Regions from separate parts of the Homo sapiens genome. Here region 1 is linked to region 2. Evidence: chromatin contacts called from ENCODE Hi-C or POLR2A ChIA-PET data. All regions are on one chromosome and are shown on one strand. Each heading gives the region's core, a stretch centred on a gene start or an enhancer-like site at or near the end of the contact. The rest is flanking DNA. Distances are from core to core; before and after follow the strand shown. Region 1 overlaps MAP3K5 (mitogen-activated protein kinase kinase kinase 5). Region 2 holds the start of MYB (MYB proto-oncogene, transcription factor).

Region 1 (2,785 bases), core at 72-2,571, 1.6 Mb after region 2:
ACCTCTTCTCATGCCAGTGAGGTGTTTTGCAGGACTGCTGAGAACCAGCAGTTCTCTTCAACGATGAAGGGGTGAATTGTTCATGTAGCACTTGAGTATTTTTGTTGTTAAAAATAATTTGTCAAATTACCGTTTCGACAAGATCATGTGGCATCTTTAGATAGATTTAGAATGTGTTGCTTTTTGAAAGCATTTCTGAATCTAGATGAAAAACTTCAGCCTTTTCCCCTAATTTATCTTTCGTTTCAATTGGAGAAAGGTCTTAAACTTGTGAAAATCCTGTCATTCTCACACATTTCATCTTCTTCCTCCTTCTAAAGAAAGTCATCCTGAGTCCTAGTCCTGCAGTGTGTTTACACAATTGTCTCCTGCTCCTAAGGATCAACTACAAAATGCAAAAATTTCCACAAATATTCCTACTTAGTATTTCGGGATGTCAAAAGTTCTGAGTTTCTTCAGAAATTTTTTCTGAAATAACTTTTCAACTCAGCTCATCAGAATGACTAACCAGAGAATACGTTCCTCTCTTTTGGGACCCTTCTGAGGTCAAATTTTCTCATGACTTATAACCCCAGTGAGTTGTTTTTTTCCCCACTTTTTCACCACTTCATCCCCGAGTAGCATTCTTTTGCTCTAATGCAGATTTCTCTGCACAAATCTGCTGATAATCTCTGCTTCTCTGTGGGCTCTGGCTGCTTTTTTTTTTTTTGGCTTATGATTTTACCACCTTCATTTTTTATTAGGTCATCAGAAGGCCCATTATCCTGAACCTTCCCACACATGTTAAGTGTTTATTTGGGAATTATGGCAATATCTTTCTGATGTTTAAATCACAGATTAGTAAAAGGAACTAAATTCCAGATGGCACTGCTGTAGCCCATGGGAATTTGTGAGAGTTAGAATTTACTAGCATTAAGGAAACACTCAAGAAAGCACTGATAGACTGTTAAATATAGTTATGAGAACTTTGGTCAAATCTAGTAATGATCTTTAGAAAAGAACATACTGATAAAGGCCTGCTTATTTCTTCCTTCTGTCCTATGCATACACAAACACCAAAATGCCTCTGAATGCAGAAATCTGCTGGCAGTTGCAGCTTGCAGGTGCTGAATTAAACGCTCCCTTCCCATCCCACTCAACAATCAGGCAGTAATGTTTTATGAAGTTTAAAGATGTGACCTCAGCCTAGAAAAACTGTGAAGACTGCTTAAGAGGAAGAAAGCATATTGGTATGCTTCTCTTTTTCTGGCCCAGAGTATGATTTGCTAATGCAGGCTGCTAAAGGGATGTGGTTATACAGAAAGTAGATTTAGGCTTGCATTCTTGTAATCGAAGCCACCAAACATGTAAAATATCGAAAACACATGAACTTAAAAGAACGAAGCCAAGCCACTCCTACTTTCGGAAGGTTGCCACCCTTGAGACATAGGTGAACTTTCAGTTTGATTTATGGCTTGATAGAATCCCAGTGACCACAGTAATCAGTTGGATTCTAGTTAAATTTATAGAAACATCTCTGGTATTATTTTTTAAGTCATCTTAATTTACTTTTCATTCTAGAGCCTTTTTCTCAGTGTGCTTCAGAGTTCAAAAAAAATTTTTACATTGGTTCTCTGCCTCCCTTCATTCCTACTTCCATCCCTCCTTCTCCCGTTCCCTCTCTCCCTCATTCATTCATGCACTCCACAATGAGTTAGCATCTACCCTGTCCCAGGCAAGGTTCTAGGCCCTGGCACTACAGAGATGATCAAGTCATAGTCCCTGTTCTTAGGGACTTACAGTTAGTGGGGGAGGAGACTTTTAAGCACACCACCTACCTTTCAAATCAATAAGGGCTGTATTAGAAACAGGGATGGTGCCGAGGAAACAACACAGTCAGAGAGCCCAGCTCTTCCTGAGGAGGAAGGTTGGGAGCTGGGTGGGAAGGTGGGTCATATCTGCCATTTCAGCTGGGTTTTTTTGTTTGTTTGTTTTTAAGATGGAGTCTCGCTCTGTCTTCCAGGCTGGAGTGCAATGGCGTGATCTTGGCTCACTGCAACCTCCACCTCCTGGGTTCAAGCGATTCTCCTACTTCAGCCTCCCGAGTAGCTGGGATTACAGGCGCGTGCCACCACACCCAGCTCATTTTTGTATTTTTAGTAGAGATGGGGTTTCGCCATTTTGGCCAGGCTGGTCTCAAACCCGTGACCTCAGGTGATCCGCCCTCCTCGGCCTCCCAGAGTGCTGGGATTATGGGTGTGAGCCACTGGGCCCAGCCTTTAGCTGGGTTCTGAGTGTGACTTTACTCCAGGAAGAAGATGAAGGGCACTCCAGATAAAGGCAGTTATGCAAAAGCACAGAGCTGTGAAAGGGCAGAAGTTCAGCGTGGCTGGGACAATGGCTGGAGGGGAAAGAGAAAGGGGTCAGGCTGCAAGTGCAAAGGTCAGCTTTTAGAAGGCAGACTCTGCTCCCTCTGCCTGGTACATGCTCATCCCAGATCTCTGCATGGCTCCTTCACACCACTCAGGCCTGGTTACCAACACCACCACCCCATAGTTCTTGCCCACATGCCCCACCCCCAAATTTATAATCCCTAGCTCTAGCCTACCTCTGTGCCCTCCAACACTTTCTCTTTCCTTCCTGGTACTTATCCCAACAGGAACCCACTATTAATTTATTTATCTGCCTGTTTATTGGGTGACATTTTTCTAACACACACTTTAGGACCCACAGATGCATAAAAAAAGAATGTCTACACTTTAAGTACTTTTGTTTTTAACATGGGAAGACTGTATTTAAATACATC
Region 2 (2,778 bases), core at 107-2,606:
TTAGTAAGAACATGCTTTTTTAGTAAGAAAAAATGCTTTCTGAGCTAAGTTTGAACTGCTGGGGCACATGGGACACCCACAAACCCAGTCAGCAGAAGTCTCAAACTCCTAAAAGATTAAAGGAAAAATACATTAGTGTGTACAGAGAATGAAAAAAAAATCCCCAATGGTTCTAATCTATAAACGGAAGTAAAACTAAAACTCCCCTAAAATCCCCCCAGTCATCAATCCTTATAAATTCAGCACTTATCTTCTTCCTTTACTTCTGGAGACCCTCATTAAACAACACGAAAGCCTTTGCTGACTTTTATCTCGTAAAATAGAGCCCTCAAATGACACTAAGCAGGGATACCGACCTCCAAAATCACAAACTGTTTTACTTCTAAAACCATGCATGCAAACGTGGGGTTTCCTGAGTTCTGCTAGGGGCGGGCTGTCTGGACCCCCGTGTATTTTTTTTTTTTTTTTTTTTTTTTTTTTTTTTTTGCAGGTGTGCAATCCAGGGTGCGCGCTCTGTGCAGGGAGGGGAGCAAAGGTGTGCGGTGGGCACCGCCTGGGCCGGGCGGGGCGGGGTGGGTGGGGCCCGGGTGTGTGCTGGGGTGAGAGTGAAGGACATGTGACAATACGACGGTGGCGGCTGCAGGATCCGGGAGGGGAGTGAAAGCTCCGCTGGGGCGCTCCATTAGTGAGCGGTGATGGTTGCCGCCCACTTGTATTGAAGCGTCCTTTGTCACTAACAAGTTAAATTAGAGATGTTATTTATTTAAGAAGAAGGAAAAAAAACCCTAGCCAAACAGCCTATGAATACATATGCTCACATCCCCTACTCCTCCAACTCCTAATTTCCCCGTCTCCAGAGGGCACAGTTGTAAACCTTGACGAAAATCCAATCTTCTGTGCGGGAATTTCCCCCCACCGCTTGCCGCCCCCGCGACAGTGAGTGGGAGCTGGAGGAGCTCTGGTCCCGCTGCCCGGGAGCACGCGGAGCCGGGCGACCGCGGTGCGGCAGCCAGGGAGGAGGGGAGGCGGCGGGACTGGGCGCGGGTCGGCGCCGCCGCGACCCGGGAGCGGGGTTTGCTCAGGAAAAGGCGCCGTCGCGGCCCCCGGCCACCCCTCCCTGGCCCCGGGCTCCCTGCCCGCGCGCCTCCCGGGCCTCGCGGCGCGCTAGGCGCACCGCGGCGGCGCGAGCGCCGAATGGGAGCGGCGACCCGGCCAGCCCGGCAGCCCCGCGGGCGGCAGCCAGGGCGACCGCGGAGGCGGCGGGCAGGGCGCGTGCGCACTGCAGGGGCGCCAGATTTGGCGGGAGGGGGAGTGTCCAAAGCTCTTTGTTTGATGGCATCTCTGTTTACAGAGTTTACACTTTAATATCAACCTGTTTCCTCCTCCTCCTTCTCCTCCTCCTCCGTGACCTCCTCCTCCTCTTTCTCCTGAGAAACTTCGCCCCAGCGGTGCGGAGCGCCGCTGCGCAGCCGGGGAGGGACGCAGGCAGGCGGCGGGCAGCGGGAGGCGGCAGCCCGGTGCGGTCCCCGCGGCTCTCGGCGGAGCCCCGCGCCCGCCGCGCCATGGCCCGAAGACCCCGGCACAGGTAACGGGGAGCCGGGCGGGCGGCCGAGGGCGGGGGCGCGCGGGGGCGCGCGGGGCGCCAGGCTCCCGGGAGCAGGTGGGAATTCGTTCCGGGATCATCTGAGGGGCTGTCAGACCCTCCGAGGACCTGGAGCCCCTGCCTCGGCAGCAGAAGCCGCTCCAGAGACTGATGAATGGAAGAGTCTTTGCGGGAAATGTATCCGGACGTTGGGAAGCACGCCCTGCGGCTCATTTTGCAAGTTGCATGGGGATACATTTTTCTTTAGGGGGAAAAAGAAAGCACGTTCCAGCCGAGGGCAGAGCGGTGCCCACCAGCCCCGGGGAGCCCACCAGGTGCCTGGCTTGATGCCGCGGGTGTCGGCGAGGGATCCGCAGCGTAATTGCTGGATGCATTGAGATATGTTTGGACTTGGAAGTGCAGAGCATATGGCAGATACAGGGAAAATGCTGGATTGTTTAGTAGCTGCAGGTAGTTCATTTAAATTTCATTCATTCTTTATGGAGGCGAGGACCAGTGTCAGCTGACAGGCGGCTGAAAAGCAGATTTTAGGGGGATAAAGGGGTCTCTACTTTTGCAAATTGTCTTAAGACCTGGTTTTGGAGGTTCGAATCATTTTTCTCTGAAAGGCTTTTACTTCCACTGCAAACATTGCACGCGCACCCACACGCGCCGCCGTCGCACATGTCACTGCACTTAGGGAGGCTCGCCGGGAAGATGGGTGCAGTCCCTTCACATTTTTGGCCGGACAGATGGGAAGAGGGAGAGGAGGAGGAGGAGGGAAATCCTCGTCCGAACTGTCAGTTGCTCGTTCCCCAGTCTCCACCGGCCTCTGGACTTTCCCAGCAGCACACGCCGGGGCTCCCTGCGAGCGGCGGGTGCCAGGGCTAGCTCGGCAGCCGTCGCAGTCGCCACTCGGCTCAAGGGGACAGAGGCCGGCAGCACCCAAGGCCGCTGCCGCGCAACCGGGACGCGATCCCCGCGGGCTCTGCCCCCAGGCGAAAGGTCCCTGCGCGGCGCGCACACGTGGATGCGGCTGAGGTCGCCGCGCCTTCTCGCACCCTCCTTCAGCCGCCTTAGGTCGCCCCGGCCGAGGCGCGGTGACCGGACAGACCCTCGCGAAGGAGTTCTAAGGCGAAGTCCATGGAGGCAAAGCAAATCCATTCGCCTTTCCTTAGATTGTTTGATTTTCTCCT

What was found. Hi-C counts contacts between places; a loop is a spot of excess contacts on that map. ChIA-PET counts read pairs that join two places held with the same protein, here RNA polymerase II (POLR2A). Pooled maps may share reads with other maps.
Region 1: a loop to region 2 is called in a pooled map, with 2.9 times the contacts of the local background. The contact joins the enhancer-like site here to the promoter of MYB in region 2. A Hi-C loop is called at or near these places in 2 of 37 single-sample maps with no recorded cell type and 4 of 50 pooled maps. POLR2A ChIA-PET finds 5 or more read pairs at or near these places in 1 of 52 experiments (activated T-cell).

Annotation. Positions count from the first base shown.
Region 1 is chr6:136,750,455-136,753,239 of GRCh38, forward strand. All of the region lies in intron 1 of MAP3K5 (mitogen-activated protein kinase kinase kinase 5), which reads right to left. Among named protein-coding and RNA genes, the nearest start is that of MAP3K5-AS2, 32 kb to the right of the region's middle. RefSeq lists enhancers at 1,174-1,273, 2,466-2,515. Within about 2 kb of position 1,322, at least 11 of the 41 ENCODE cell types and tissues checked have a DNase peak (open chromatin) inside an H3K27ac peak, as active enhancers do.
Region 2 is chr6:135,179,952-135,182,729 of GRCh38, forward strand. MYB (MYB proto-oncogene, transcription factor) reads left to right here and starts at 1,357. Exons shown (of 16, transcript NM_001130173.2): 1 at 1,357-1,585. The coding sequence starts at 1,563. RefSeq lists silencers at 476-585, 1,026-1,075, 1,146-1,365, 1,426-1,475, 2,525-2,604.